Regions from separate parts of the Homo sapiens genome. Here regions 1, 3 and 4 are each linked to region 2. The links are chromatin loops, found by intact Hi-C in ENCODE. Cell type or tissue: dorsolateral prefrontal cortex. All regions are shown on one strand.

The links. A loop is a pair of places that touch in the nucleus more often than their neighbours do. Peaks named below come from ENCODE experiments on the same cell type or tissue, not always from the same donor. Only the 100,000 strongest peaks of a DNase experiment are listed, where the experiment ranks them.
Region 1: a loop joins it to region 2, with 4 times the contacts of the local background. A loop is called at or near these places in 13 of 110 quality-filtered maps.
Region 3: it touches region 2 in a loop (4-fold over the local background); 71 of 110 quality-filtered maps call a loop at or near these places.
Region 4: a loop joins it to region 2, with 5 times the contacts of the local background. A loop is called at or near these places in 79 of 110 quality-filtered maps.

Annotation. Positions count from the first base shown.
Region 1 is chr7:139,794,207-139,802,206 of GRCh38, forward strand. It overlaps a transcript of TBXAS1 not described here. Among named protein-coding and RNA genes, the nearest start is that of HIPK2, 20 kb to the left of the region's middle. In dorsolateral prefrontal cortex, a CTCF peak has its summit at 4,887; no DNase peak of the experiment used is centred here.
Region 2 is chr7:139,997,653-140,005,652 of GRCh38, forward strand. All of the region lies in intron 9 of TBXAS1 (thromboxane A synthase 1), which reads left to right. Among named protein-coding and RNA genes, the nearest start is that of PARP12, 61 kb to the right of the region's middle. RefSeq lists a silencer at 424-624 and an enhancer at 4,971-5,030. In dorsolateral prefrontal cortex, CTCF peaks have their summits at 4,818 (motif pointing left), 5,018 and 6,426 (motif pointing left); a DNase peak (open chromatin) is centred at 4,819; H3K27ac peaks cover 1,153 bases.
Region 3 is chr7:139,597,504-139,605,503 of GRCh38, forward strand. It overlaps HIPK2 (homeodomain interacting protein kinase 2), which reads right to left. Exons shown (of 15, transcript NM_022740.5): 10 at 6,578-6,720; 11 at 2,914-3,093. All of the region lies in intron 2 of LOC105375530 (a long non-coding RNA gene), which reads left to right. Among named protein-coding and RNA genes, the nearest start is that of CLEC2L, 78 kb to the left of the region's middle. In dorsolateral prefrontal cortex, a CTCF peak has its summit at 4,791; no DNase peak of the experiment used is centred here; H3K27ac peaks cover 3,582 bases.
Region 4 is chr7:139,615,611-139,623,610 of GRCh38, forward strand. HIPK2 (homeodomain interacting protein kinase 2) reads right to left here. Exons shown (of 15, transcript NM_022740.5): 7 at 4,791-4,953. Among named protein-coding and RNA genes, the nearest start is that of CLEC2L, 96 kb to the left of the region's middle. RefSeq lists an enhancer at 5,281-5,340. In dorsolateral prefrontal cortex, CTCF peaks have their summits at 3,467 (motif pointing right) and 5,429 (motif pointing left); DNase peaks (open chromatin) are centred at 3,471 and 5,424; H3K27ac peaks cover 1,998 bases.

The sequences.
Region 1 (8,000 bases), 200 kb before region 2:
TTCTCCTACCTCAGCTCCCAAGTAGCTAGGATTACAGGCATGCACCACCATGCTGGCTAATTTTTGTATTTTCAGTAGAGATGAGGTTTCACCATGTTGGCCAGGCTGGTCTCAAACTCCTGACCTCAAGCAATCCATCTACCTTGGCCTCCCAAAGTGCTGGTATTACAGGCATCAGCCACCACACCCAGCCAACACTTTCTATATGGGATGAACAAGACATTTTGTGCTTTATAATCCCAGTGTAGATATCTTCTGGACTTTGAAGAACTTCCCTTTTCTAGCCAATCTTCTGTCTTCTCCCTTTCTTTTTTTTTTTTATTATACTTTAAGTTTTAAGGTACATGTGCACATTGTGCAGGTTAGTTACATATGTATACATGTGCCATGCTGATGCACTGCACCCACTAACTCGTCATCTAGCATTAGGTATGTCTCCCAATGCTATCCCTCCCCCCTCCCCCCACCCCACAACAGTCCCCAGAGTGTGATATTCCCCTTCCTGTGTCCATGTGATCTCATTGTTCAATTCCCACCTATGAGTGAGAATATGCGGTGTTTGGTTTTTTGTTCTTGTGATAGTTTACTGAGAATGATGTTTTCCAGTTTCATCCATGTCCCTACAAAGGACATGAACTCATCATTTTTTATGGCTGCATAGTATTCCATGGTGTATATGTGCCACATTTTCTTAATCCAGTCTATCATTGTTGGACATTTGTGTTGGTTCCAAGTCTTTGCTATTGTGAATAATGCCGCAATAAACATACGTGTGCATGTGTCTTTATAGCAGCATGATTTATAGTCCTTTGGGTATATACCCAGTAATGGGATGGCTGGGTCAAATGGTATTTCCAGTTCTAGATCCCTGAGGAATCGCCACACTGACTTCCACAATGGTTGAACTAGTTTACAGTCCCACCAACAGTGTAAAAGTGTTCCTATTTCTCCACATCCTCTCCAGCACCTGTTGTTTCCTGACTTTTTAATGATTGCCATTCTAACTGGTGTGAGATGGTATCTCATTGTGGTTTTGATTTGCATTTCTCTGATGGCCAGTGATGATGAGCATTTTTTCATGTGTTTTTTGGCTGCATAAATGTCTCCTTTTGAGAAGTGTCTGTTCATGTCCTTCGCCCACTTTTTGATGGGGTTGTTTGTTTTTTTCTTGTAAATTTGTTTGAGTTCATTGTAGATTCTGGATATTAGCCCTTTGTCAGATGAGTAGGTTGCGAAAATTTTCTCCCATTTTGTAGGTTGCCTGTTCACTCTGATGGTAGTTTCTTTTGCTGTGCAGAAGCTCTTTAGTTTAATTAGATCCCATTTGTCAATTTTGTCTTTTGTTGCCATTGCTTTTGGTGTTTTAGACATGAAGTCCTTGCCCATGCCTATGTCCTGAATGGTAATGCCTAGGTTTTCTTCTAGGGTTTTTATGGTTTTAGGTCTAACGTTTAAGTCTTTAATCCATCTTGAATTGATTTTTGTATAAGGTGTAAGGAAGGGATCCAGTTTCAGCTTTCCCTTTCTTAACTCAAAGTAGACCTGTTCCTCCTCACTGTTTCACCACCCCGCCTCCCTTTCACACCTCTCCTGGTTCTGTCCACTCCTCTGCCTACGTAACCAGGCCCTACTACCACCCTTCTGTTTTCAGGCCAAGCCCTACCTCCTTCACAAGCTCTTCTCCAGTTACAAATGCAACTGATTATCATTTGCACCCCTCTTCATCTCTGCAGTAGTTCTTAATTTCGTGGGGGGCATATTATATACCCTTAAGAATGTGATGAATGCCTTGGACCCTGGACACATATACACAAAAAATATGTGTCTAATCTCAGGGGATCATGTTCCCCTGAAAACATTGCTTTTCTAGATCACATTTGTTTAGAACAAACCATATACTTCACTGCCTTAAAATATACTTTTATATCATTTTGCCTAATATATATCTTCATAATTAGACTAACCTTGAGGAGAAAGCTGTTGTAGAATTTTTTGGTATCCTCATAGAACTTGGTTAAATGTAGAGCACATAGCGGTATTTAATGGAAAAGGAATGAATAAACCAACTAGGGTTCATCTATGCAATGGCATAGCATTCAGTGATAAAAATAAGCTATCAAGCCACAGAAAGACATGGAGGGGCCTTAAATGCATACTGCACTGTGAAACAAGCCAATCCAAAAAGGCTGCATACTGTGTGATTCCAACTATGATATTCTGGCATAGGCAAGACTATGGAGACATGAAGAAGACAGTGGTTTCCCAGGATCTGGGGGAGACAGAGGGGATGAACACGTGGAGCACAGATGATTTTCAGGCCAGTGAAACTATCCTGTCTGGTACTGCAATGGTGGATGCATGTCATTAAACATTTGTCAAAACTCATAAAATGTACAACACAAAGAGTGAACCTTGATGTAAACTATGGTCTTGAGTTAATGATAACATATCAATATTGGCTCATTGATTGTCATAAATGTACCACATTAATGTAAGATGTTAATGATAGAGGAAACTGGAAGGAGGGCCAGGTTTATATGGAAATGCTGTTTTCTGCTCATTTTTCTAAAAATGTAAAACAGCTCTTAAAAAATAAAGTCTATTAATCTAAAAAAAGAAGAGAAGTTTCCGATTTTGGCTGCAGCCTCTAATGACCATTGGGATAAAGAAGAGGCAATGCCTTAATACAATGCATGTATTTTAACTTTTTGAAAATTGTATCCGTCATTGTTAAGCTCAGTTAAACTTGCGCTTGACATGTCGACACAATGTCCATTTTTAAATGAACTAACAGAATTGGTAAGATATGCTCTCATGATAGAGACTCAGCCAATTCTAATGTCAATGAAAGGCTCCACATTTAATGTACACGTTTCAACATGAAGAAAATCCATTAAAATATAATTAGCGAGTTTTACACATAAATAGAAAGAAGGCCTACCTAGACCTTGCTGCCATTTAAAAGAGTTCTTTCTTCTTTGTCTGTTTTTGTATTTTTCACAGAAGCTTTGAGGAAGAGCCATAACTACCTGGAGCAGAATGATTATTTGGAGCCACAGAAAATCATTTTAGGGAGCAGTGGGTCCAGGTTCAGTGTTGTGTGTTCAACTCGGAAAGAACACAGTTGGGTGGCTGACCGGGTTACTTCTCCCCTGTGGCTCTGCTTGCATTGGTCATTGAGGTCAGGCAGGGGTTTGGCCACAGTGTTAGCCATTGGCCCTGCATTGATCCTCACATAGTAACATCTTGTTTGGTTATTAAAGTGACTGAATTGTTGGAATGAAGCATTGCAAAGTCTTGTTATTCCATCCATCTTCACAAAGACTATAAACTAACTTCACCATGTAGTGACTCAGCTGGTTGGCTAGAAAGTACCTTGTAAGATGGCCTATTCTGCCAACATTTCCTATCCCAAACAAATCTCCCAACTCTCACCAACTCTTTACATTCCTGTGTAGTCTTTAGGGTGAGGGGCTGGGAGTGGGATGGAGGAAAAGGTAGACGAATGAAGTAAAGGGTCAGTGCACAGGCAGTAAGTACTGCTGACCACTGTAATGTCCACTCACAGCTGAGATACAGTGTTCAAACTTCCCTCAAAAAAGCCACACTGCCCTCAGAGTGACTCCTTGGACCCCAGCCATGGATCTGGCCACAGCATTCATTTGATTCCATGCATTACCTCCTTGAATAATTATAAAAATTATGTTTTCCAAATAGAACAAAGAGATGCTTCCTGAAATTCTTCTCCTTGGAACACTCATGATATGCATTCAAAGTGCTTAGCCTGGGGGTCGCCATTGTGTACACACAATAAATCTTAGTGTATCAAGAATTCAGGCAGTCATGAAGCTCAAATGACAAGAATTTTTATTTTTATTTTTTTTAACAGACAGAAGTCAGGGAGGGCAGTCATTGCTTAGACAATGAGATTCAAGCAAGTGCTGTTCTAAATCTCTGAGCTCTGTAGGGGAGAAGATGGATGAAGCAGGCAGCTTGAAGAGGGAGACACGCCAGCCAGAAGGAAAAGAAAGAAGCCGGTGAAGCAGGAAGAGAAGAAAACACGAAAGGGTAGGAAGATGAGAAATGGATGCCAAGGAGAGGGAGAAAGAGATTGTCAGCAAGGGAGGCGAACCGAGGAGAAAACAGGGAGATTCCCGCATGGGTGGAGCCAAGTTTCCACTGTGCTGTGAGCAGAGGAAGCCAGGTGTATTGTTCCTGAAACTACGTTATTAACTGCCTAACATATGGCTCACAAGGTACACGTGGAAGCGAGAGCAGGAAACAAAATGCAAGTCAGCTGGGCTAACGCTGAAAAATAGTGATCTGTGTCAGTTTTGAGAAGTGTGAGAATAGAAACCTTCTATGCAGGAGATCAGCATCTTTGTCTGTTTCCTACACCGAGGCTCAAAGAGAACATTTGCTCCCAAACCATGGTAGTTCTGTTTCAGATAAAGTTGTCTCATACCAACCATAATTCATGTTCCTGATCGTGACCCTGAAGCACAAGAACCCAAGGAAGCTTCGGAATTTTCAAAGAAAAATGAATTACGTAGAGTGGTGTGACCAGCAAATGCAGTTTGAATTTTAAGTGTGTATTCTAATTTTTTAGAAGATTCTGATTCCGTGTGTGAAAGATTGAATTACCCTCCATTTTCTAGGATGTGGCCCATTTGCCAGCCAGTCTGGACCTCAGATCTTAGTTCTGGTTCTGTAACTTCAGTTGCCTGCCAGACATTTCCATCTGGGAGCCCTGTCCTCACTCTGAAACATTCTCAGAACCAGCCTCCTTCTCCACCTGCCGTCAGACATTAGCACCATTCCTCTCCCATTGTCACCTTTGATTGTCTCTTCTTTACTTCCATACACTGCTTTTTTTTTTTTTTTTTTCCGACAGTCTCACTCTGCCACCCAGAGTATAGTGGTGCAATCCCTGGTCACTGCAGCTTCCACTTCCTGGGCTCAAGCAGTCCTCTCACCTTAGCCTCCCGAGAAGCTGACACCACAGGTGCACGCCATCAAGCCCAGCTAATTTTTTTTTTTTTTGAGACAGTCTCACTTTGTTGCCCAGGCTGGAGTGTAGTGGCACAATCTCGGCTCACTGCAAACTCTGCTTCCCGGGTTCAAGCAATTCTCCTGCCTCAGCCTCCCCCAAGTAGCTGGGACTATAGGCGCACGCTGCCATGCTGGCTAATTTTTTGTATTCTAGTAGAGATGGGGTTTCAGCGTGTTGCCCAGGTTGGTCTTGAACTTCTGAGCTCAGGCAATCTGCCTGCCTCGGCCTCCCAAGTGCTAGGACTACACCATGCCTGGCCTAATTTTTAAATTTTTTTGTAGAGATGGGTTTTTGTCATGTTGCTCAGGCTAGTCTTGAACTTCTGAGCTCAAAAGATACACCCCCCTTTGGCTTCCCAAAGTGCTGGAATTACAGGCATGAGCCACCACGCCCAGCCCAATATGCTGCCAAATTTTTCTTCAAATGATTTCCTAGTTCCTTCCTTGCCATTCTTGCTGCCCTGAATTAAGCCCAGGTCCTCATTTATTGGCTTCCCACTTGACTCCTTCTATTTTAGCCAGCACACATGTTGTAGAACAACTTCCTTAATGTGGCTTTCACTTGGCTTCTGACTCAGAGTGTATGAGGTCTCCTAATTTCCTAGGGCAGTAGGCCTGGCCCTACCCCACAAGCCTCATTACCGTTTTATCTGCCCATATCCCATCACCCTCTATCCACATCTTGTTATCCAGTGGAGAGTTTCCACTTCTAGGTTCCAAGCCAGAAATGTGTGGATCATTCTGTCTTCCCTCACTTCCTTAAACAACCCGTCGGCAAGTCCCACAGACTGGATCTCCAGAGTTTCCCTGTAGCTCTTTTCTCCATGCTCACCACCCTAGTTTAGGGCAATGCCACCCTTTATTGAGACTCTGGAAGAACCTCCTGACAGTTCCTGCTCCCCTCTGGCCCCGTCAATCCATTTTCTACACAGTGGCCCAGAATGTTTAAAAATGCAAATCAGGTTGTATCATGCCTCCAGTGGCTTCTCATTGCACCTAGGGTAAAATCCAAGATCCTTATAGTAGCTTCCAAGGTCCTGCATGGCTTATCCTCTCCCTCCCTCCTCGAAGACCTCAATGCACCTGACTGAACTGATCTCAGCACGTTTCCACCTCTGGCCAGGCTCTCTACCTAATGACCCTCCTCCCTGCTTTTTGATCCATTCCACCTCTCATCTCCTAGGTCTTGGCTTAAATATCTTCAGAGAAGCCCTTCTGGACTTCCTTCAGTAGTGTCATTCCCACTTCCCGCCACTATTCTTATTACCTGTTTATTTCCTTCATACCTTTTTATCATTTGCAATGATTGTGTTTGTTTCCTCATCTTTTTTCTGCCTCCCCCAGACCTGAAGCTCCGAAAGACCCCGGAGTGTTTGTCTTGTTAACCATCGTTTCTCCAGCTGTCCACGCAATGGTCAATATGTTAGCTATTATAATTACTATTTTAATATTACTGTTTCTTGATGATTTCAGACTCTTTGGATAGAATATTCTCCCTTCTATCTGAGAGTGTTTGTGACCTTCTCATATTTCCTCATGTCCTCTGGAATCCTGACCTAAATTTTTAGTCTTTTCCTATCAGTTATCAATTGCTTACTTGTTGTTTTCATGTTTAAAAACTCATTCAACTCCATCCAAACTTTCTTCTTCTTCTTACAAAATAGTTTATAGCTAACTATATTTCCTTACTCTCATTTGTTCCTTCCCTGTATTCAGTGTCTCCCCATCAATATCTTTTATTACTCCAGAATAATTTCAGAAACAGTTTGAGACAGTTTTAAAAATAATGCCGCTGGCATTTTACTAGGGATGACATTAACCTTATCAGTTAGTTTGAGGGAAATCAGTATCTTTGCAATATCAAAACTCTTCCTAATCAAGGACAGACCACATTTTTCCATTTATGTGTTTTTAAATAAAATAATGTTTTCTTTGTATTGGCTTTTTAACATTATTGTTAAATTCCCCTTCAACATTTAACTGTTTCACTACAATATGTCTAAATCTAGGTCTGTTTTTTATTAATTTGGGCTAACATATGATGAGCTTTGATCTACAAATGCAGGTCTTGCTTCAACTTAAAAATATTTTCTTTTCTAATATCTTTAAATAGCTCTTCTGTTCTTTTTTTCTCTCTCCTTCAAAACTAGATTTCTATCACCTGTCTTTCTATGTCTAGACCTTGTTTCTGATAGTTTTGATCTCTTTGTCCTTTTTTTTTCTTTTTTGTGAGGCAGGTTCTTGCTCTGTCACCCAGGCTGGTGTGCAGTGGCACAACTCAGCTCACTGCAACCTCTGCCTCCCAGGCTCAAACAATCCTTCTACCTCAGCCTCCCAAGTAGCTGGGACCACAGGCACTTGCTACCATGCCCAGCTAATCTTTGTCCTTTTCTTTTGCATTACAGAATACAGTCCTATGCTTAGCTTTCTTTTCACTGATTGAATTATCTTCCATTGCCAGTTGTAACCACTGTGGTTGCTAAGTTTATTTACAATTCTTCCATGTCATTATTATTATTATTTGATACAGAGTCTCCTTTTGTCACCCAGGCTAGAGTGCAGTGGCCTGATATCTGCTCTCTGCAACCTCTGCCTCCCAGGTTCAAGCGATTCTTCTGCCTCAGCCTCCCAAGTAGGTGGGACTACAGATGCACGCCACTGTGTCTGGCTAATTTTTGTATTTTTAGTAGAGATGGGGTTTTACCACATTGGCCAGGTTGGTCTCAAACTCCTGACCTCAGATGATCCACCCACCTTGGCCTCCCAAAGTGCTGGGATTACAGGTGTGAGCCACCACGTCCAGTCACATTATTTTCTTAACTGTGTCAACTCTCTCATATCACTTTGTTGGCTTATCTCATTCTTACCTTTTATTTCATGGAGTCTGAGATTTTTATCTGTCCCTCCATCAAATGTAGTTTAAATATTGTTTTAAGTGTTGTTCAAAT
Region 2 (8,000 bases):
TAGTGGTTACATTTCAGAATATTAGCAAGGAAGGGAGAAGAAACTGGGGAGGAGCCTGCAGTTAGAGTAAATAGAAGAAACTAGGATGTCAACAGGCTGCTTTTCAACTGATTCACTGTTAAAATTTTAGGCAGTGTGAACAACCTGTCTGTCAAACTGTTTGCAATATCTACTAAAGCTGAACATACACATCCCTCATGACCCGGCAGTGCCATGCCCAGATGTACACCCAACAGAAACCTGTACTCTGTTCACCAAAAGCCATAAACAAGAATGTTCATAAGGCTTTATTCATAATGGCCCCCAACCTGGGAACAACTCAAATGTCCATTGACAAGGAAAAGGATGGATAAATCGGGGCAGCTCACCCAATGGAGCACCAAATCATGAGGATGAACACACCACAACACACAACATGGGTGACTGTCACAGACATGAAACTGAGCAAAAGAAGGCAGACCGAAAAGCCTGCATGGAAATATTTCATTTATAGGAAGTTCAAGACAAAGAGGCAAAAGTAATCTCTCGTGTTAGAAGTCAAGACAGTGGTTACTACTGAGGGGCATGTGACCGGGAGAGGCCACGGGTGTGCTTCCAAGTGCTGGAAGGTTCTGTCTTGGTCTAAGTGCTGGTTACACAGGAATGCTTACAGTGTGAAAATTCATTGAGCTCTAAGTTTGTGTTTGTGTCATATTTTTCCATATGCGTGTTATTCTTCCATAAAATGTACAAGAGGAAAGGAAGGGAGGGAAGGCTGGAGGGAGGGAAGGTAAGACCAGGTAGGCCCAGGTAATGGAAAAGGCTTGGAATTTGAAGACCTGGATTCAGTTCCAACTCTACCATTAACTGGCCGTGCGACCTGGGACAAGTCACTTCACCTCTCCAAATATCTGGTTTTTTTTCATCTATAAAATAGACAATAAAAGCTGCTCTACCTACCTCACAGTGTGGTTGTGAAGACCAAATGGTATAATGGATGTAAAAATCCATTGGTGAGCAATAAAGTGTTTCACAAGGCAAAACACTATTATTATTCTAGATCTCTGCAGACAGCAATTTCTGCAGCAGGTCAGCACTGTCAGTGAAGCTCAGCCCAGAGCCATCATGGAGAAGACTGATGCCCCGTGGGTTGTGTGTTTGTGTGCGCACGCAGCCTGGTTTATGTTTTTTCATTACATCTCTGCACCTAATCCCTTAATGGCCTGGGCCTCAGAGTACAAAAACACCTGGAAAAATCTCTGTGTTTTTATGAGACGGGTTCTGTCCCCTTCTAAAGCAGGTATAAATAGATGCCATGTACACTCTCTTAATTACTTTTTCTCGAGTATGGATGAATTTCAACATCTAAATCTGCCAAATTATTGAAGCTAGCACAGAGAACTTTCTGGGCATTGGCCAGGGAAGCCAGCAATGTGGATGGAAAGATTTATCACCCCCTCTCATAACCAAACCTCCATCGTATCTCCCTGCAAGCCTTGAAACTGCTCACTGGACCCACTCAGACAACAGAGCTATGGGATCTAGAAGGTGAAATGTCAGAGCTCAGAGAACCTCAGCTCCCTCCCAACCTTGCCATAAGAACTCAGGGCTGGCCGGGCGCCATGGCTTACGCCTATAATCCCAGCACTTTGGGAGGCCGAGGTGGGTGAATCACCTGAGGTCAGGAGTTCAAGACCAGCCTGGCCAACATGGTAAAACCCCGTCTCTATAAAAATACAATAACTACGTGGGCATGGTGGTGAGCGCCTGTAATTCCAGCTACTTGGGAGGCTGACGCATGAGACTCGCTTGAACCCGGGAGGTGGAGGTTGCAGTGAGCCGAGATTGTACCATTGCACTCCAGCCTGGGGGATAGAGCAAGACTCTGTCTCCAAAAAACCAGTTGCAAGGGTGAGGGGCTTTGCCTCTGGTTTATGGTCAGAAGGGCAAAGCGAAGGTCACCCCATTTTCCACGGCTTGGTTTCATATTATAGTCCCACGGTCCCTGGAGAATCAGAGTGAATGGAAATCTTTATTCTTCATATGGCTGTATTGCCCCAAGCTGTCCTCGTGCTTAAGGGATTTCCAGCTCCGGCTTCTAGAGGGCAAGGGCCAGCATCACTTGGCCTACTTCTTAGTATAAGACCAAGTCTAGTGACAGCTGGGTAGGCATAACTACTACAGATGCTGCTGTTCCTACTGCTCTGAAGAAGAAAACTGAAGCCACCTCTGCTTCTATTTCCTTTAACAACATAGAAAAATGATAATTTTTCTATTAGGTCCGTGAATCTCCAGGAAAAATCTTTGTGAAAGCAATGACATTTTTATTTTCTTTTTCTCATTTATACTCCAGATGACATCTGCACACACACCCAGTGTGTGGCGTATGTGTAGGTGTGTGACTGTGTGTGTGTGTCTAGCTTTCAGAGAAAATGATACACAAAATGATAAATATAGAAAAGAGATTAATAGGAGAGGGCAGTACTGTTATTTCCTACATAAAAGGATTTATCGATAGATTGCCCATAGAGTTAGTTCCCTAAACCATCAGGTTAATCTATTGTATTTAAATGTATTTAAATATTGGGCCAGGCAGAGTGGCTCATGCCTGTGATCCCAGTACTTTAGGAGGCTGAGACTGGAGGATCACTGGAGTCCAGGAGTTCAACACAAGCCTGGGCAACATAGTGAGATGTCCCCGCATCTCTACAAACAAACAAAAAACAATTAGACAGGCATGGTGGCTTGCACCTGTAGTCCCAGTTACTCTGGCGGCTGAGGCAGGAGGATCGCTTGAGCCCAGGAGTTCAAGGCTGCAGTGAGCTATGACAGCACCACTGCACTGTAGCCTGGGCCACAGAGCAAGAAAATAAACAAACACATATTGGTTTCTAGATCCTAAACTATATGATGGAAAGACTAAGAGACCAAGAATCTTAGGAATAAAATTAGAAGTTACTGCCCATTGAAAATCAACTACATATGAAAAAGTCTCCCCCAAAATGAAGAAACTCTGGTTTGAGAATGTAAATCACTAGGTAAAGATTCTGTTTATTTTATTTCCATGTTTCCCAATATTTAATTTTCAACCCTCTAAGAGCAGTTATTTTATAAAATAAGTCCCAGCTGAAATGAATTTGATAGGATTTTAGAATTTCTTTCTCCCTTAACACATCCTATTAGCCTAGTTCAATAGAGAGAGCAGAGCGCCTCATGTTGAAATAAGCTTTCCCGCCACTGAATGTGTTCAAACAGAAATATCACCTGCTTAGGAGGTACTTTCCAGTTGCCAAAGACTTCCACCTTCATCTTCTTGTTCACTCTACTCTGCAAGATGGGTGGGACAGCATTACAGACGAGGGGTCCTGTAGATACTGTCCTGACGACTGGCCCAAGGCCATGGCTAAGGGTTACAGACCCGGAACAGAACCCTGCCCTTTGCCTCCCTTGTGGGACCCAAAGCCAGGCCAAGGTCAAGGGGAGGCGCTGCAGGGGGGGCTTCCTCATTGGGTGTGGACAGCAAAGGTTGATTTTGAGATTTCCCCCCAGCTCTAATTCTCAGTAATTTGGCCTTTGAAACAGGAGGCAGAGAGAACCCTGGGGGATGGCTTTTCATGTTATCTTTTGGAAACATAGAAGCTTCAGGTGCTTCCTGGCTTGAAATAAGAGAATATTCTGCTCAGTCCCCCACATTTTTGAGACACTCCAGGCCCAGCAGACCCACAGCACCCTCACTAGCTGTTGGTAACGTTGGTGCCTGGATGTACTGACAGAGGACCAGGTGTGCCAAGGGCCTGTCACCCAGGCTGTAGTGCAGTGGCACTATCTCGGCTCACCGCAACCTCTACCTCCCAGGCTCGAGCAATTTTCCTGCCTCAGCCTCCCAAGTAGCTGGGATTACAGGCGCCCACCACCATACCTGGCTATTTTTCTATTTTGAGTAGAGATGGGATTTCACCATGTTGCCCAGGTTGGTCTCGAACTCCTGGCCTCAAGTGACACCCCCTGCCTTGGCCTCCCAAAGTGCTGAGATTATGGGCGTGAGCCACCGTGACTGGCCGATAAGAATTCTTTTCTAAACATGACCACAATACCATTATCAACTAAAACCAAAATGAATGTTCATTCCTTGAGAGCATCAAATATCCTGTTGGATTCACAGTTCCCTGATTGATTCATATTTGTTTTAGGTTGGTTGCAGCAGCCTCTGAACAAGGCCATCCACTTTTCACTGGCTTATTCTCACTCATCCTAAAAATCTCAGCCTGGACATTGTCGCTTCCTCCTCACAGAGTCCCTGATCCCAAATGTGGGAGATGTGTGTCTCTCATCTGTTCTCCCATCTCACCCTTATCCACTTGTTTGCATCCTGATAGACTGGAAGCTCCGAGAGGCTAGGACATGTCCGTGCATTTTAAAGTTACGTCTCCCGGGCCTAGCACAGTGCCTGGTGAATCATGCTCGCCAATTCCATATGTATTCCTTGAATATGTAAATGAAGGATCTCCTAAACAGAACTGGTTTTGCATTCCTCGTAAGCACATTCGATAACACTTTACACATCCATGTCATGATTTGTTTAGGAATCGGTTTCCTCAATGGACAGAGCCTCCTTGGACCCCCAGCACCTGGTCCCGCACCTGACCCATCCAAGGTGCCCGCTGAGGAACTGCTGAATGAAAGAGGACTTATAATAAATTCTATGTTGAGACTTTGGGTTCACAGGCCTTCCTCTCTGGGCCTCATTTTTCTCCTCTCTGTCAAGGAAGGATGGCTGGGAGGATTTCCAAGGTCCTTTCCCGGGACGGGGAGTCCTCATTTAGCATGCGCTTGTTGCCCTCTGCTGGCAGAATTTGCTCAGGACCGTTCTGTCCCTGCTATTCCTGAAAGCTGCAGACAAAGCCAGCAACTGCTGGGTGGACCAGCCAGTGAGTGGGATAGGGACTTGAGTTTTGTTGTCTCGCTGGTTCGACTAAGACATGGAGGTGTGTGCGTCCTTCTGCCTCATCCGTTCATTCCTCAGGTGTGGAGAAGCGCTAGGGTAGGTCTCAGACAGACAGTCGGAAAGACCTATGCCCCTGAGTGCACATTAGGACAGCCAGGGGGCTAAAAAGGGAGAGCTGGTGCCCAGGCCCCACCTCAGACCAACACTGGGGAGTAGGGCCCAAGCATCCATCTATACTAAAACATATAAAAATCTGGCTGTTTCTGGCTGGGCGCGGTGGCTCACACCTGTAATCCCAGCACTTTGGGAGGCCGAGGCAGGCGGATTGCCTGAGGTCAGGAGTTCGAGACCAGCCTGACCAACACGGTGAAACCTCATCTCTACTGAAAATACAAAAATTAGCCGGGCGTGGTGGTGGGTGCCTGTAATCCCAGCTACTCGGGAGGCTGAGGCAGAAGAATTGCTTGAACCCAGGAGGCAGAGGTTGCAGTGAGCCGAGACCGGGCCATTGTACTCCAGCCTGGGCAACAAGAGCGAAACTCCGTCTCAAAAAAAAAAAAAAAAAAGCTGGCTGTTTCTAACATGCAGCCACATGGAGAACTGCTGAACCAAGATGGTCTTTACATACGTATCTTTTTGTTTGTTTGTCTGTTTGTTTGAGATGGAGTTTTGCTCTTGATGCCTAGGCTGTGATCTCAGCTCACTGCAACCTCCACCTCCCGGTTCAAGCGATTCTCCTGCCTCAGCCTCCAGGGTGGCTGGGGTTACAGGCACCCACCACCATGCCCAGCTAATTTTTTGTACTTTTAGTAGAGACAGGGTTTCATCATGTTGGCCAGGCTGGTCTTGAACTCCTCACCTCAGGTGATCCACCCACCTCGGCCTCCCAAAGTGCTGGGATTACAGGCGTGAGCCACCGCACCTGGCCTACATGTGCATCTTGATCTAAAAGCCTAGAAGCACAGTTAAAAAGAGAAAAGCCTATCTAGGGAAAGAGTAAAGACTTTGATTTTCTAATACAAAATTCGCTTAGCCTATCTTTAAAAATTTTCTTTCTTTGACAAACCGTGACAACTTACAAGCCATACAGTTTTCTTCGGGGAACCAACACCATTTACCCATTAGGGATGCTGCTTCCAGATCCAGTTTTTCTTTTTGAGATATAGTTCCCTATTTTTGTGTACCGCACCTCTGTTTCTTGTTTGATACATGCATATTCCTGCATTTGTTAAGATTCGTTTGGTTGCAGACAATGGAATTCAGAATGTTGCTAACTTCAGCTGCAAGTGAGAACTTGTTGGAAGGGACCAAGATGCCACCCACAGGGTTACCTGCCAGGAGCAGATGGCAACAGGAACTGGAACTCCATGGGGCACCGAGAAATGGTCTCTCTGTCCTTTGCTTCTGCTTTGTTGTATACATCTGATTCATTTCTTCTTTCTTGAGGCCAACTGCTGTTTTCTGCTCATTAATCCACAAGGCCGAATGTGGCCAACAATGGGTCTCCACTTCCCTGTGTTCAATCGCCACCTGCTGGAGAAAAACTTTTTTCTTTGTCCCAGATCGAAATTTCCAGACTGGCCCCTTTGGGCCAGTCAATCTTGGCCTGCAGGGCTGGCTACAGGATCTGTGAGGCCCAGTGAGAAATAAAAGCGTGGTAGCCTTTATTCCCAAAGCAGGGGGACGTGTCCATCGTGGTACTCAGCGAGCTTCTTTGTTTCTTCTGCAGTCTCTTTTTCGACTTGTCATGGTGCTTTTTATTTTCCATTTACTGTTGTTCTAAGTAAAGAAAACTCAATGTTAAATTATTAGCAAGCATTTTACCATTCATCTTTATATCAAACAATGCCAGTTTTAAATGTAAATTTCAGAGCGTTTAACTTATATGCAGAACCACTGAAATTACACAATTGGTGTTTGTGACTTGTTGGCCAGAAGAGACAAACACAAACCAAACTCATAAAGATTGGAAGCAGGAAGACAAGTTGCCTCCAGGTTTGCCCAACGGGGATGTTCTTTCAGGCCTGGACATACTGGATGAGCGGGGGGAGTCCAGACCCTTCCAGGCATCCAAGGGCCCTGTCAGCCACCAGACACATGCACTGAGACCCAGCCAGGGAGGCAGGATCTAGGGAAATTGGTCCAGCTGTCTCCCCTTTCCACAGCCTTCCCCAGCCAGCCACAGCAGACTAACCTCCAAGGATCTCTAAACCTCTGTGCTATGACACCCTCAGTACCTGGGCTAGGGGTGGGCAGAGGTTTGCCCCCATCGAGAAACAGCCTCCGGCCGGCCCCGCCACATACACTGTGTGCTGCCAGCCTAGGGCAGGGACGGCCACCACCATGCCAACCCGAGATGCTGCAGGGTGCATGCACCCTATCCTGGCCCTCTCTGTGCCTGTACCCAGGACCCTGTGAAGTGTGGACAGCAACAGTGGCCATAGGTCAGGGCAGAAAGGGGGAAGCCAGGTGGAGAGCACAGGCAGCTGAGAGCTGGTCGTGGGAGGCAGCCACAGGTGGAGCCATGCATAAGCCAGGCTTCCAAAGCACAGATTCAAAGATAAAGTTACGTCCGGGTGCAGTGGCTCACGCCTGTAACTCCAGCACTTTGGAAGGCCGAGGCAGGCGGATCACTTGAGGTCAGAAGTTGGAGACCAACCTGGCCAACATGGTGAAACCCCATCTCTACTAAAAATACAAAAGTTAGCCAGGCATGGTGGCAGATGCCTGTAATCCCAGCTATTTGAGAGGCTGAAGCAGGAGAATCACTTGAACCCGGGAGGTGGAGGATGCAGTGAGCCGAGATCACACCACTGCACTCCAGCTTGGGCGACAGAAAAAGACTCTGTCTCAAAAAAAAAATAAATAAATAAAAGATAAAGTTATGAAGACTCTCAAGACAGCGCCACAGAGGATTAACCCCCGCACAGAGCCCTTTTCATTGGTCACTTGCTCAGCCAGCTGCCCCAGTGGCCTGTGATGGGAGTGGGAAGTGTGGGGTTGGGTGATAACCTTCTAAAGTTAGAACCGTTCCCAGAAATGCAGACGGGAGAGCTTTGGGAAAACCATCCAAACC
Region 3 (8,000 bases), 400 kb before region 2:
AGAGTTTCAGGATCTAAAGGACCTAACCTTGGTGACCAGTGGTTCAGTTTTCCTTCTTTCCTCCTCTGGAAAAAGAACATGACCATCAAAGTATTTGTGTGCATATAATTGCTAAAAACCTTAAAAATGATTTTTCTGGATTTTGCCTCGTGGAGCCTCATGGGAGGCGCATTAGTCTAAATTGTAATAGAAAATTTGGAAAAGTGCAAGAGTTTTGAAAAAGCACTCTTAAAAAGAGAACTTTTAATCTTAATTTTGATCAACTTGAAATTCCTTACTAAATTAACCAGTGTGATTTTTGGTAACTTTAGGGGAAAAATACTTTCTCCCCTCCCTATTAGATCCTCACTGACTCTGGCACAGGGTGAACATCTTTTACCTGAAATGCTTGGTCCAGAAGTGTTTCGGATTTTTGTTTTCAGATTTTGGAATATTTGCATATACATAATGAGATATATTGGGGATGAAACCCAAGTCTAAACACAAAATTCTTTTGTTTCATATACACCTTATACACATAGCCTGAGGTCATTTTATACATTATTTTATAATAATTTTCTGGATGAAACAAAGTTTTGACTGAGACCACATGTCAGGTGTGGAATTTTCCACTTACGGCATCATGTCAATCCTCAAAAAGTTCCGAATTTGGGACAATTTTGGAGTTCTGGATTAGGGATGCTCAACCTGTAGTATCTATGCAGTGAGAGACTAACAGCAATGTATAATGAAACTCAGACTTTTATATGTCTTTAGAGATTCTAGCACCTTCTAGCTAAAGGGATGGCAGTAAAATGAAAATAATTCAATAAAGGTGGATTTATTTTCCTATCTAGCTAGTGCCAGATACATTGCTTGCTCCTTCTAGGGACTGGTAATATGTTTCACTGATATGATTGTACCATTGTTTGTACTTACTATAAACCTATGTATTTGTCGTTGCTAATACATTACAATTTTAAGATTATGTTTTTCACTACCAATGGTTTTAGTATCTCCACTTGGCATTGTTAAGGAAAAGTATGCCTGGCCACATCACCAACAAGGGAGAGACTTCTGGTCTTTCAGACTGTTTTGCTAAGGCATTGGTCTTAAAAATAAGCAAATACATACCTTTCACTATAATTATATCGATCTTGAAATGTACTGGCAATGAGGCTTCATGAAGTCAGCTGGGTGGTGAGTAAACAAAAAGGAGGGACTTGCTAAACAGGTTGGGAGGCTAAGGGTTCTTACTGCCCCTACTCAGCCAAGGTGAACCACAAAGATGCTAAGCTCAGTCCTGGGACAGAGTAGTGCTCCATGTGACCTTGCTGGGCATGACAGCCCATGAGGATTGAGACAGTGGACTTTGTTGCCACCCAGTCTAATAATGACATGGGTGAGCTGTCACAAGGCTGCCAAACAAAAGCGTTCTGGAAAGCTGCCAATGATCTGAGATAAATTTCCCTGAGTTGTCAGAAATACCCAAATAAGGAATCTTGGAGGATGACAACTTCAGCCCTTGGATGAATTTTTGAATAAGAATGAAAAGAAAAAGGCCTAGTTTCTGGTATCTGCTTATATGAGGAAGCAGAAAACCAAAATCACTAGACATTTTGTATACCAGATTTCTCTTGATTGACTTATCGCAAATAAGCAATTAAGCACCTCAAAGCTGTGCCATTAGGAAGAGATGCAGGAGCAATCCTGTAGTCACACGATCTCTCTCTCTCTCTCTGGCTTGGAAATCTCCATTTTTTAAAAAGTCAGGTTTATTAAGGTATAACTGACATATAGCAACATTTCTCCCTTTGAAGTGTTTGATGAGTTTTGACAAATGCACAGTCATAACCCCCCCTACAATCCAGACTTAGAGCTTTTCCCCTCAGGATTCTTCGCAGTCAATCTCCTCCTCTCCTACTGGTCTCTGGCAAGCCCTAATCGGATCTCTGTCTCTATGTTTTGCCTTTTCCGAAATGCCATATAGATGGAATCATACAGCATGCAGCCTTTTGTTGACCTTGATTTTTTCAAAGTGTTCATTGAGATGAGAATGGATTTAAAGGGAATGGGAAAGATTTGTGTTCTGCTGGTTAGTGTCTGGGATTAAACAAGCTATTGCTTCTATTTAAGCAAGGTGCTAAATCAGTTAAACTTCTGATCTTAGATACAAAGAAAGCACATTTCTTTAGTATTTTTTAAAACATTTTTAAACAACTTCAACATTTTAAAATATTTTAAAACAATTATTATGGTAAATTGTTTCCAAAATGAAACTTCAGGTGAAGCTGAGTGTTCTCCAGACAAGTAGAAAGTGACAAAAGATAATTTGCTTCACCAAACTTTAGTCAGGCTTGTGAACCTTCTCCTAGGTCTAACTGTGCACTCTGCTGTACAATCTACTTTTGGCAAAAAACCTTGCTAAGTCAGTTTAGCAAGAACCCACCATCCCTGATATCTGATCACCCTCGATATCTGATGAGGTTCCTCATCCTCCAGGTGTGATATCTGATCACCCGGGCCTGTCATTAGCAAGAATCCTGTTAGGTCAGTTTAGGCAGAATCTCCCTTACCCCTGATGCTTCCTCTTAGTAACTTCCCATCCACCGACACCCCCCAACCCTGCCTTGGCTATAAATTTTCACTCGCCCACGCTGTATGGAGTTGAGCCCAATCTCTCTTGCCCACTGCAAGATTCCATTGCATCCATCCCTACACTATTACCACGGTCTTAAACCAAGTGCTTCCTGCAAACCCTAGGCCAAACCAGGTGGTACAGGATGTTTTGCTAGTCACTGCAGGAAGAGGAGTGCCCCCATCCCATGCAACTGTCCCATGTTCAGAGTGGGTGCTGATACTCCCTAAACTACATTTCTTTAGCACTCACATCCCCTGGGATTTCTCTTCCCTAGGGTGGCTCTCACCACCTACCTCACAGATGACTGGTGCTGCTTACTCTTCCGGGAGGAGGTGGTGCTGGTTGGCTGCTGCCGCATCACGTGGGCCACACCCACATTTAAGGGCTGTGCTGCTGGAAGGGTCACATGACCGGTCAATAGTGCAGGCTGCTGCATGATGGGATTATAATGGCTTCCGTGAGCATGCGTATTTCTGAAAGGCAACCGGGACAACAAGGTGCCTTAGAGGTGTTCTAAAAGTAGAGCTCCTCTATAAGATCAAGCTTCCTCCCCAATTAAACGCTGACTGCAGTTGGTTATCTCACTAGCTGTGCAGCTGCTGAAGGGATGAGCCTGGCCATGTGTGCTCAACGGGTGGGTTTCTTCTACTCATAAGGAGTAGGTGAAACATAACTGGCTGTGAGTGAGAAAGAGGACTTTCAAGTGGGAAGAATGCCAAGTACACCGGCTCCAAGTTTTTAAGTTCTAGGGACTGGAGATAAATATTCCCTCCAACTTTTAAAGTCCCTGAGCACCTAGGTGTTTATCCTGAACAATATTCTATTTTAGAATTTACAGGCCAGGTATGGTGGCTCACACCTGTAATCCCAGCACTCTGGGAGACCGAGGAGGGCAGACGGCTTGAGCTCAAGAGTTTGAGACCAGCCTGGGCAACATGGCAAAACCCCCTTTCTACCAGAAATACAAAAAATTAGCTGGGCATGGTGGGGTGCACCTATGGGCCCAGCTACTCGGGAGGCTGAGGTGGCAGGATCACTTAAGCCTGGGAGGCAGAGGTTGCATGAGCCGAGATTGTGCCACTGCACTCCAGCCTGGGTGACAGAGCGAGACACTGTCTCAAAAAAAAAAAAAAAGTTTCACCTTAATTTTATAAAAAAAATTTTTAAATGAAGAAAAAGCGGAATTTACACAGTGTCTTCAATGGGTTATTTTATTCCACTCTGTGACGTAGGCAGGATATCTTAGCAATACCATTTTATTAAAGAAGAAATTATACTTTACGTGAAAAACAAACTTTGAAGCCTGGGAGCCATATGCTTCTGGTGTTAGGAAGTGTTAATGTTCTTTTGAATTCCCTCAGTGGCTGGAACAATGCTCAGGCATATAGCAGCTGATCAATTAATTACACGCTTGCTGAATGAATAATTAGATTAACTGAAGGTTGACTAGACAAGTATAAAGTTGGTATTAAATCAAAATTAATAACAGTCATGATAGAAATACTGGCAGCCCTCATCCTAAAAACGGGTTATGTTTCACAATTCTTATAATTTGGGTTGTATGAAGCTTAAAGCCTTGTTTTCCCACAGAAATGTTAAAGGTGGTGACTGACTCAGAGATTGGCCCATAAGAGCTCATTTAACACATAATAAAATTCAAAGCTAAAGGATAATTCATTTGAATTTTAGAAAATTATAAGAACCTATTGTTGCAACATGGGGAAAAGGATGAACAGGAAAAAAGAAGTAGATGAACACTTTTGTAGGGATTTTGATAGCGCCTTTTGGGCATTTACATGGACTTTAGAAACTCATATTATGGCTTCTTTTTTTTTTTTTTTTTTTTTGAGATGGAGTCTCAGTCTGTTGCCCAGGCTGGAGTGCAGTGGTGCGATCTCGGCTCACTGCAACCTCTGCCTCCTGGGTTCAAGCGATTCTCCTGCCTCAGCCTCCCGAGTAGCTGGGATTACAGGCGTGCACTGCCACGCCCAGCTAATTTTTGTATTTTTAGTAGAGGCGGGGTTTCGCCATGCTGACCAGGCTGGTCTCAAACTCCTGACCTCAGGTGATCTGCCTGCCTTGGCTTCCCAAAGTGCTGGGATTACAGACGTGAGCCACTGCATCCGACCAAGAAACTGATATTATGGCTTCTTTATTTTGTTGTAGCTCTTTCTCCTGTAGACAGGTGGCACTCTTTCTCTTTTGAGTCAGGCCTAGCACTGGTACTTCTGTTTGTTAGCCACAATAATAGATGTTCTTTGGCTCACACATGAAATGGAGAGAGACCAGGAAGAGAGTATGCTGGCTTTAGATGTCTCCTGTGGTCACTAGGTAAGAGATGTCAAAACGAAAGGAAGGAGGGAGGAGGAATAAGAAAATATGTAGGAATTAGTAAGTGTATGTGTATTTCTGAAATTAGATGAGCTATAAATGCTGAAAGACAAAAGGGAAAAAAAGGAATATGTCATGTGTGTGGTCTTTTAGGAGAAAAAGGGGCGAGGGAAAAAAAAAAACCCAGTTGGTCAGACAGCTTTCCACTCGGCTGCTCCTAAGGAGCTGGAGGAGGAAAGGCAATCTTGCTGAGCATGGGCCGATGTGATAGTGGGGAGGGAAGATGACAGGTTTATTTAATGCCTGTCATGTACCGGGCACTGCGATGGTGCATGTTAAATATAGGCCAAGTGCTTTGTATTTTATCTTACTTTAAACCTCCCAACAATCCTGTGAAGCAGGCATTACTATCCCCACTTTATTGAAGAAGAAACTGAGGTGCATAAAGGTTAACTTGCCCCAGGTCATGCAGAGCCAGGATTGAACTCAGCTCTACATGGTTTGAGATGGAGTCTCACTCTGTTGCCCAGGCTGGAGTGGTGGCATGAGGGCGTTGCCAGAAGGGAAGTGAGTGGGACTGTGGGGAAGGGCCCAGGTACTCTGTACTGGGCAGAAAATGAACTGGAGGAATGGAGGAAGCTGCAGTAGGGGTCTGACTGGGGGCTTATATCACCACCTTTCTTCTTTTCTCGGAGAGATCTTAATTCACAATAGCCTTGTAGGTCAGAATAAGAACTGTGGGAGGTTCCCTGTGTGATATGGAGGCTGTCAGGGGGTTGAGGGGAGTGACCTGTCCTGATATTCGTGCAGAATGAGAGATAGCCCAATAGGGCCATGAGGAGTTGGGGACAACTTGGAGGGTTGCCATCTGGCTCTGCACTGGTGAAGGGGCCATTGTGGTGGTGTTCGGGGGAAGGTACAAGGGTATCTAGCCATAAAAATAACAGAGGAGCGCATCTGTGAGGAAATCATGAGTTGGGCAGGGTAGAGTTCTGGAAACAGATGCAGGGGGTATGCTGTGCTGGCAGGCAGTCAGGTGGACGCCTCTGGGGTGTGTGGGAAGTAGACTCTGATCTGTAAGATATGACTATTAACTGAAGAGGCACACTCAGCAAACATGCCAGCATTTACCCTTCCAAATAAACCCCATTCTGTCAAGCCATCCCGTGGGAGGTCAGATAGACTCCAGAGTACCCCCGTCTCAAACATCTTCAGAACACTTTCTAGAATTGCTTAGGGCTTTGGGGACCCTCTTCTGCATTCTTTCACTGGTGACAGACCTTTGTTTTCTGAACGTAGAATTTAATTCTGAGAAACTACCAAACATCATCCAGAACCAAGTCTGGTGAATTACACTGATGAGTAAATGACATAACTGAATTCTGGGTGGAAATGACAACCAAGCATAAATTAATGAAACTGATTTTCTTGTATCCTGGTATATTATTTAAAAATTGCTTCTTGTTACCCTGCACTCATAGTCCACACAATATTTTTAGAAGCTTTAAAAAGCTCTCTACAAACCGGGGAATTGAAGTACAGGCCAGCCTGGCAGCCCTGTGTTGGCAGTGGACGTGCCTCCCATCCCAGACACACCCACTCACCCTAGAGGGGTTTCCTGCTTACCTCCAGTCCGCCAGCTGCTGGGTGCCTGCCATGGTCTCGGGAATCACGGTGGCATGCTGCACTGATGTGTGGGTGGCCACTCCAGTCAGTTGCTGCCATGCTGGGGGAAGCAGGATCTGCTGGGTCCCACTTGGCCAAGCCTGCTGTAGAACACAGGACATGTGCAATGACCATGTTTGCTAATCACATAATTGATTTGCATGAACCCACACTTATTCTGTGCCTGGGGTTGTGCTAGACATTCTCATGGGTGTGAGAGTGAGGGCCTGGTCTCTGGCCTCAAAAACTAAAGTAAGGGGAGATAAACAATGAACATACAGGCCGGGTGCAGTGGCTCACGCCTGTAATCCTAGCACTTTGGGAGGCTGAGGAGAGCGGATCACGAGGTCAGGAGATCCAGACCATCCTGGCTAACACAGTGAAACCCCATCTCTACTAAAAATACAAAAAATTAGCTGGGCGTGGTAGCGGGCACCTGTAGTCCCAGCTACTTGGGAGGCTAAGGCAGGAGAATGGCATGAACCTGGGAGGTGGAGCTTGAAGAAGTGAGCCGAGATGGCGCCACTGCACTCCAGCCTGGGCGACAGAGCGAGACTCCGTCTCAAAAAAAAAAAAAAAAAAAAAAAAAAGAACATATATGAACTAAGTAGAAGATAATTAAGTACAGGGACACAGCTGTATGGAAGGGATTCATTCATGTTGAAGAATGATTTCTTTATAAATTTGCTCTAATGAGCAATGCTTGAAGTTTCTGAAAGTTTATTTATTTACTTGTTCTGTCCCACAACTATGTACAGGGGATTAGGGTAGTTGAGTTGAGCTAGATGAGGGTGACCGCTGGCCCTCAAGAAGCTTTCTGCCTAGTATCCTTTATTTAACATTTTACCTTTGATTTATCAATTAGAATCTAGGTTCCAGCTTGTGTTATCTTCTGAATCTAAGTTTACACAATTCTAAGATCACCAAATATCTGGAACCTACATCTGAGAGCAAGCAAGTATGAAGTAAAATTCTTAGCTGTGACTATAGCTTAATTGAGAATTACTTTGATTTCTCAAAGCAAAAATGAGAGAGAGGCGGAAGTCACTGCTTGAACCTAATTTTTCTAAGAAATCTAAAATGAACGTTTGTGATTCTTCCTTGATAGATTCACTGGTGTGTGTGTGTGTGTGTGTGTGTGTGTATGTTGTGTTTTAAGCTCTTTTAATCCATGATCACTATTCTGCTTGTCTTTGGTCATTAGATGATTCAGACTGAATACCACTGCCTAAAGTTGGACACTTAAAGCATAGTCACTAAGGTAAAATACCTTTTGGACAGATCAAATATTTAAAGGTTTGATATCTTAGCCATCTCTCTTTCTATCAGAGTGGATGTGACTAACATTGGGTAATTTATCGAATGCAGTGCTTCACAAACTGTG
Region 4 (8,000 bases), 380 kb before region 2:
CAGCACTGTCTACAAGAGGTTTTGCCTCTAGAAGTTACAAGGACCAGGGAATACATAGGAAGAAACCACGAAGATATCTTGGACACAAATAGAATTTCAAGTAGGGTGTGTATGGATGTCACATTTGATAAAAAGGACAAAGTCTTATTTTACATATGTTTTCTATACTTAGATTTTGTGCTAAATTTCATTGCAAAGCAAATTGATTTGTTTGAAAATAATCACGAAATTGAGTGGCACAGATGTCTGATTTTAAGCCACATATTTTAAAGTGGGTGTGCTTTTGCAGCGTCGCATAGTCTGCTTGGGACACGTGTGTACATATGTGGGCATCAGTGTCTGTGTTTTGTCAGATGACATGACTTGTATTTCCTGTTTTCTCCATATCGCGATCTCTTCCGGAGGCTTCTTCCCCCTCAACCCTCCACATTCCCCATGGTCTGCTCATATCTAGACTCCCCCCAGCCCTTAGCCCCTGTGGGTGTCCCTGCTGGGGGTCCTGGCACCTGTATCCTCTAGGTTCCCAAACTTCTGCTCGGTGGTTCCACTTTCTTGCCAGCCACTGCTCCTGCTGCTGCTTCCTTCCTGATGTCCCTGGAATCCACTGACTCTTTTCAGTTGTGACTTCCTGGTGCCTGGGACCTATAAGGCCCTGACTAGAAATGTTCTGGTCTCTACTTCCCTTCCAGCCTTCTTGAGCACAGAGGGTAGATCATTCTTTCCACAAGACACCTTTGTGCATGTCAGCACCCCTGCTCCAAAATCCCAATTACAGCTTGATGAACATGGTATGCGCCTGGTCTAGTGCCCTGTTTTCCCTGGTTTGGCCAACCTTACCTTCTAGACTTATCTCCCTCTGCTCTCCACTCTTCTGACACCAAGATTAGTTTACTCATTGTTTTCCAAGCATACTGTGAGCACAGGCCTTTCCCTTCATACAAGCTCTCTGACCCATAGCATTCTCTCCAAGCCTTTGGGCTTTAAGGCCTAGCCTGGGTCCCACATGCCCCATTGTGAAACCCTTTCAGACACCATTAATGGAAATGAATTGCTCCTTCCTTTGCTATCACACAGTACAATATAGCCTTCTAGCCCAGCTCCTGTTACAATCTGCCTTACAGTACAGTTGGTCTTTCCAGCCTAAAGTCTCCTGGGAGGGAGGGGCTGTGTCTTAGTGGTGTTTTCCTCCAGCCTGCAGTGGTCTCTCCTTCCTCTCGATTCTGTAACACATAATCTGTTTGTCTACCTGGCCCCTAGTACATGCTATTCTGCATTTTGATTAAACTATTTTTGCTTACAGCCTGTCTCACCATGGAGACCATGAGCTCCTTGAGAGGCTGAATCTTCCAGCTCTGTAGACTCAAGGACAAATGGCACTTGTGTCCTGATATGGACCCAGTCTCCAGTGTGACCATCAGACATGCATAAGGTTTTCCCCTAGTTTCGAACCCTGCTTAAGGACCAGTTGAAGAAGCCCATGTGAGGGCAACAAAAAGTTTTCTACTTCTGTATATCCTCCTTTAGCTCTCAGAAAGGTAGCTAGCCTATCACTTGCCAGAGAGGAGCACACAGAGAACTGGGAAGAGCTCTTGCAGCTGACAGATAGTAATAACAAGAAAAAACAAGTTAAAAAAAATCAGAGACTGGGGTCTTGCTATGTTGCCCAGGCTGGACTTGAACTCCTGACTCAAGTGGTCCTCCCACTTCAGCCTTCCAAATAGCTAGGATTACAGGTGTGCACCACTGTGCCTAGTGAAAAAGCAAGTTTATTGATGACACAGGTTTTCCAAAAATGGAAGAAGTGATTCCTGGAAGCAGTTGTAGTAGACGTTCAAATGGTTCCAGAAGGAAGGGGTTTGAGCTTGGTCTATAAACTCAAATTCAAATTCTTGGTAGAAGGCTAGGTCCAAATAATAGAATTCCACGGAAATGTTAGAGAAGTTGCTGATCCACATGATAAACAAGGAATAGCTGAGAGAAGACTTATTATTCAACATGTTACCAACTGGGTAACCTGAAAGTTTTAGAAAGTAGAGGAAGTCAGCTGCCTTGAGACTTAACGGGTTATGAATTATTGACCCAGCTTCCTTGAGACCTAAAAGATTGTAGATTCATGATCATTTGGGAAATGGTTCTTTGGTTAGTCTACTGGATATATGTTAAAGGTAGCAAGAGATTCTTTAAGTAGTTTAATGTCCTTCAACTTCTAACATAAAACTATGCATATATTGTATTGCTTCTAAATATCTAAATGGGCAAACAGCTCCAAGGAGCTCATGTAGAAAGCTAGCTACTAGAACCAGCAATGAACAGAAGAAGTCTTGTTGGATTTAAAGAGCAGACATCACCTAGGAAAGGCATTTGGGGACCTCCATAAGACTTACTTAAGACTTACTTATGCTGCTGTGTATGTATATTTTAAGAGTCCAGACTCTGAAGCCAGATTGCTGGCTGCAAAGCCTAAGCCCACCTCTCATGAACGAGCAAGGGCCTTGGGTAAGAGAATTAATCACTCGGTGCCTCAGTTTCCTCCTCTAAAATGGAAATGATAATAATAAAACCTATCTCACAACGTTGCTGGGAGGATTAAGAGTTATGGTACGCTTAGTAAAGCCTGGCACATAATAAGTGTTAGCTATTAGTAATGATGTTATTTAATAACAACAGTATCAGTGGAGGGAAAGCATGCCTTAGTGCTTAAGGCTAGGTGTGTCCTGAGTAATTTTTTTTTCCTGATGTATTCAAAAGTAGGGAGTAGTAGAATCCAATGCAAGAGAACAGAAATCCTGTTCTTGGACCCTTTGCTTTTGTGGGATGTCATTTTCCCTTACCCACGACTCTGGCCCAAGCATCACACTAAGTTACCAGCTACTCCTACTTCACCCCAGTCCCAAGCCAGATCTGGATGGTCTCAGTGCCGTGGAGAAGACGGGTGTTCTTATTTGACAACTGCCTTTTGATGAGCAACCCTTTTAGTTTTGCAGAGTCTTTGCGACACCCTTTGGAGTGGATATGCTGGCTGTCATATCACCAGCAAGATGGCGGTGGCCCCCCACCCCGCGTCTGGTCAGGGACCACAGTTCTCCAGCCTGGCAGAAAGACATCCATGGGAAGGACAGCCTGCTGGGGAGACTCCACTTGACATGACGCCTGCATTGGAGGGGTGCTCCTTCCTCCTGTTTCACAGATGCCTTTGATACCTGATGGGGCAGATGTTAGATGGGGACAGGTAGTTTGGGGTTAGGGAGTTAAGACCAGGTGCCTCATGAGGGCTGGTGGGAGAAACAAATGTCTTCAAGGAGGTAATGAACAAAACCATGCTGATTTTTGTCAAGAAGCTCACAGGTCTGGCTATGGATGCTTTAGCCTTAGGGCTGGGCAAGGTTAGTTTTCGGACTCCCAACAGCTCTTTCACCCTAAGGAGAGCTTCAAGAATGCAAACGGCCCCCAGAGGGCAGCAGATACCAGGTGGTGTCTCCTAGAATTTGGGCAAAGGGAGATGGCAGGCTGGGAAGAAAAGCTAGGCCTGAGCAGGCCAATGTGCCACAAGGATGGCCTAGGGGAAAAGGGTGGGAAGGGGAGCGGCTGAAAAGCAGGGGGCAGTGACTCTTCAGTGACAGGAGGGACCTTTCAAAAAGAATGGACATAAGGTATTCACATTTCAGGTACACACACATCCACACAGAAGTCTTTTCATTCCAGATTGATATTAAGAACAAAAATCTGGGGGCCCTTCTTTAGGGGAACTAGGAGGATTGAAAGATGGGAGTAGGAGTTACAGTTTCTTAGACACTAGAGGCAGTCTCAGCTCAGACTTGGAGATTATTCATTCAATAAATATTGCCTGGGTGTCATCCAAGTTTCAAGCAGTATGTTAGCTGCTCCTTCTGCCAATTTCCTGGAAATCTGTGGGAAGAAAACCTTAGCTTCCTGATCCCATTTAGTTCCAGCTGCTGGGATTCTGGTGACAGGCTGATGAACTGATTTTCTCCATGACTCGGAGAAAGGACAGGGTTTATCTGTCCCAAAAGGAGATCAGGTAGATCCAGCCATGTGGGGACGAGGGGAAGGGCCTGAACTGGGTGATTCCCTGAGTCCTTCCCAGTTCTAGAATCTTTATTTTTTTTAGATTAAATCCATGTTTCCATGATCTTTTTCTTTGTTTTTTGAGACGGGGTCTCACTCTGTCCCCTAGGCTGGAGTGCAATGACATAATCATAGTTCACTGTAGCCCTGAAGTCCTGGGCTCAAGCACTTCTCTCACCTCTGCCTCCTGAGTAGCTGAGACTATAGGCATGCACCACCATACCCAGCTAATTTTTTGTATTTTCTGTAGAGATGGCGTCTCACTGTGTTGCCCAGGCTACTCTTGAACTTCCTGGCTTTAAGTGATCCTCCCACCCTGAACTCCCAAAGTGCTGGGGTTATAGGCATGAGCCACTGTGCCTGGCCAGTTCTAGAATTCTTTACCAGGCACATATCAGGCATAAAAGGATCATAGCACCCCCTTCCCCCTATTCCCACATCAGGACAGAGGAAAGCAGTAAGGGGAACCATCTCAGAAAGAATGGCCCTCACCAGTCCTTTCTGGGACCTGTCAATGGGGCCAGAAGTCAACACAAAATGTGCCTGGGTCCCTCAAAGGAAATAACCTTGGATGCAAATACTTTGTTTAGTTGTTGAACATGACAGCAGGAATTTTGCCTCCTGACTAGGTATGATGGAAAATACAAGTCCTGAGGCTCACACTGTGCAGCCCCGCCTCTCCTTCCCTTCTGTTTCCCACTTACCTGGTTGTGGACAGTGGTCAGCTGGTTGTTAAAGGTCATGGTCAGGTTGGTGGACGTGCTGGGGGCCACGTGCGTGATGAAAGGGGTTTTGCTCTGGTTCACCGTGTCATACATATTCACCCGACGCTTGCAGATCTCCATGTTCTGGAAACATGATTTGACGCTGTTCATGCAAAAGGCAGAGGCATATTGAGACATAAGGGGAGGGGAAGAGGGTAACGTGGGATGAAGGGGAGAAAACAAAGGAAAGGAGAGAAGGGTTAATTCAGTAAACAGGACAAGCAGGGAAACTAAACTTTAGGTCTAAGTTTCTTGGATTGCTTGTGCAAAGCCTGTGCATTTGCAACAGGCACGGTTATTCAGATGAATTTTCTCCAGTGCCCTACTACCCTTTCTCCATATAGGTTCTATATATCACAACAAAACTGACTGCTCACACTGCATTCTCACATCAGGTCCACCTGCAGCATCACTGCTCATTCTCAACTCTCAGCCTGGTTTCTGGCCCACAAACCAATGTATAAGCTCTCTGAATGGGAACATTAACTAGTCACTTATAACCCGCCTCCACCTTTCCCAAAGACAACCCTTGTAGTCACCTGCTTCAGCTACCCTGGGTCACCAGCACCACCTAGGGGACGGCCAAGGAACTCTCCAACCCAGTATGGTGACCCTATTGCCACACTTTCTCCCACAGGGGTTGTGCAGGTAGGTAATGGAAACAGTAATAATACTAATAATTAATAATAGTGGTTAACATTTATTAGTGTCCTAATAATAATACTCTGCAACCTCTCACTCGGTCCGGCAACATCCATAAGACGGAGACATGATTCTCGTCCCTACTTCACGAGTAAGGCTGAAGCTTAGGGAGGTAGGGAGTTTGCCAAGGATAGGTAATCACTGGCTACCTTCGTGTATACACATACGTCCTCTTTCACCAACTTCAGCCTTCATTTTCTTGTCTAAGTCTTGTCCAGCTACATGAAATAGAAATTTTCTCCTTTTCTTCCCCCATTGCATCTGTGTATCAAAACAAAACCCCAACTACAAAAGTAAAGTATAAAAGTGGTGCTGAAACCAGCATCAGGGAAAAGGAAAGCCACAAGTGGCTTCAGCCACCCAAATTCTTGAAAATCGACCAAAAAGTGTCCTTCAGAATTTATACAGCGCTTCTCATTCATTTCTTGTAGTTAAACTTACTTTTCCTCAAATGCTAATATTCAAGATAATAAAATCCCTTTTAGTCTGGGTGGGGTGGCTCACGCCTTAATCCCAGCACTTTGGGAGGTCAAGGTGGGTGGAGTCCAAGAGCTCAAGACCAGCTTGGACAACATAGGGAGATCCTATTCTCTACAAAAAAAATATAAAAATTAGCTGGCTGTGGTGGCACGTGCGCATGGTCCCAGCTACTTAGGAGGCTGAGGTCGGAGAATCACTTGAGCCTGTGAGGTCGAGGCTACAGTGAGTCATGATTAGGCCTCTATATTCCAGTCTGGGTGACAGGGTGAGACCCTGTCTCAGGAAAAAAAAAAAAAAAAAAATTAAAAGAAAAAGAAAAAAAACTCATTTAATTTTCAACTCAAAATGTCTATTTTAATTATAAAAAATGTAATAACTGAATGAGTAAAATAAAAGTTTTCTACTATTTTAGGATTACAAACGTGTACTACTTCAGTACTCTGTGGGTATGCTATCTTTGGGGCTAAGCAGGTGTCTGTGGGCTATTCCCAAACATCCTGTGAAAAATGCATTCCAAGTTTCAAATGACTGACTGAGACGCGACTTAGAGAGTCCTACTTCTTTCTAAGATTCTGACCACTTACACTGGCTGCGTCATGCACACGACATAACCATTTACGGACTGATGATGCTGAAGAGAAAAGAAAACATATTCTGCGGTATCCAGTAGGTAAAAATACTCCTAATAATGCTGTTAATGCCAGTGTGTTTTCAGCTCCTACTAAGTACCAAGGTCTTGTGCGTGGAGGCTGCAGCATAAAACCAATGCATTTTATATTCTTTTTGGAATGGGCTTAAAGCATTTGGTTTCGTGACAATTCAACACAAAATTTCCATACCCCTTCAGAATTTTCCAACTGAAATATTTCAAGTTTTGGGTTTTAGGAAAGGGCAAGTCCTTTCACTTTAGGTTTATAAGAAGATTGGTTTTTTAAAAATTGTGCACTGGAATCCTGGTATGGAGAAAGGAGTGGGGTCTGTTTCACCTAGTAATCCAGTAGCTGTGGCTCAGCTCCCAGGGCAGGGGCGCTACAGCTGCATGGGCCTGGAGATTTATCCTTGCCCTGGAGTTCTTCAAGGTTTTCCCAGCAAGTTCTAGAGAACTTTAGGGATCAGGCCTACTTTCAGGCAAGCCTAGGTGTGTTCAGAGACCCACCTTTCCTTCTTAGGCTAATTTCTGAGTTCTGACTTGTCAGTGCCCCTCTTGGGTCCCAGATGAAGTTCTGAATTGGTTGCTGATGCTCACGGTCTCCATGTGACCAAGCCGTGAAACACTCTACTGATTCTTCCTTACAGAACCCAGAGGTGGAAGGACTCTGAGGTCATTAAAGCCCCAGGCTTTATGGGGGTGACTATCTGACTGTTTTGGTGCAGACGGCTAAGAGGACCTCTGTAGAGGGCACCCCTATCCTCAGTCTCCTATCCGTAGCTGTTTCTCAGTCATCCCATTTTACCCGTGATATCAAAAGACTGAAATCATGGGAGCCCTATCCAGTAAATTGCCAAGTCTGCTTTTCTTCTTCTTGTGGTACAGATGGACAGCTCTGTGGCTGACCCCTATGGCACTCAGAAACAGGACAAATCCAGGCCAGGCACGGTGGCTCACGCCTGTAATCCCAGCACTTTGGGAGGCCGAGGCGGGCAGATCACCTGAGGTCAGGAGCTCGAGACCAGCCTGGCCAACATGGGGAAACCCTGTCTCTATTAAAAATACAAAAATTAGTCGGGTGTGGTGCGTGTGCCTGCAGTTCCAGCTACTCGGGAGGCTGAGGCAGGAGAATCGCTTGAACCTGGGAGGTGGAAGCTGCAGTGACGCAGTGAGCAAAGATCGTACTGCTGCACTCCAACCTGTGCAACAGAGTGAGACTCTACTTCAAAAAAAAAAAAAAAAAAAAAGAAAAAAAGGACAAATCCCATAACAAGAGTAGGGGAGGGATGGGTCCAGATTCCTTTGTACCGGAGTTCAGT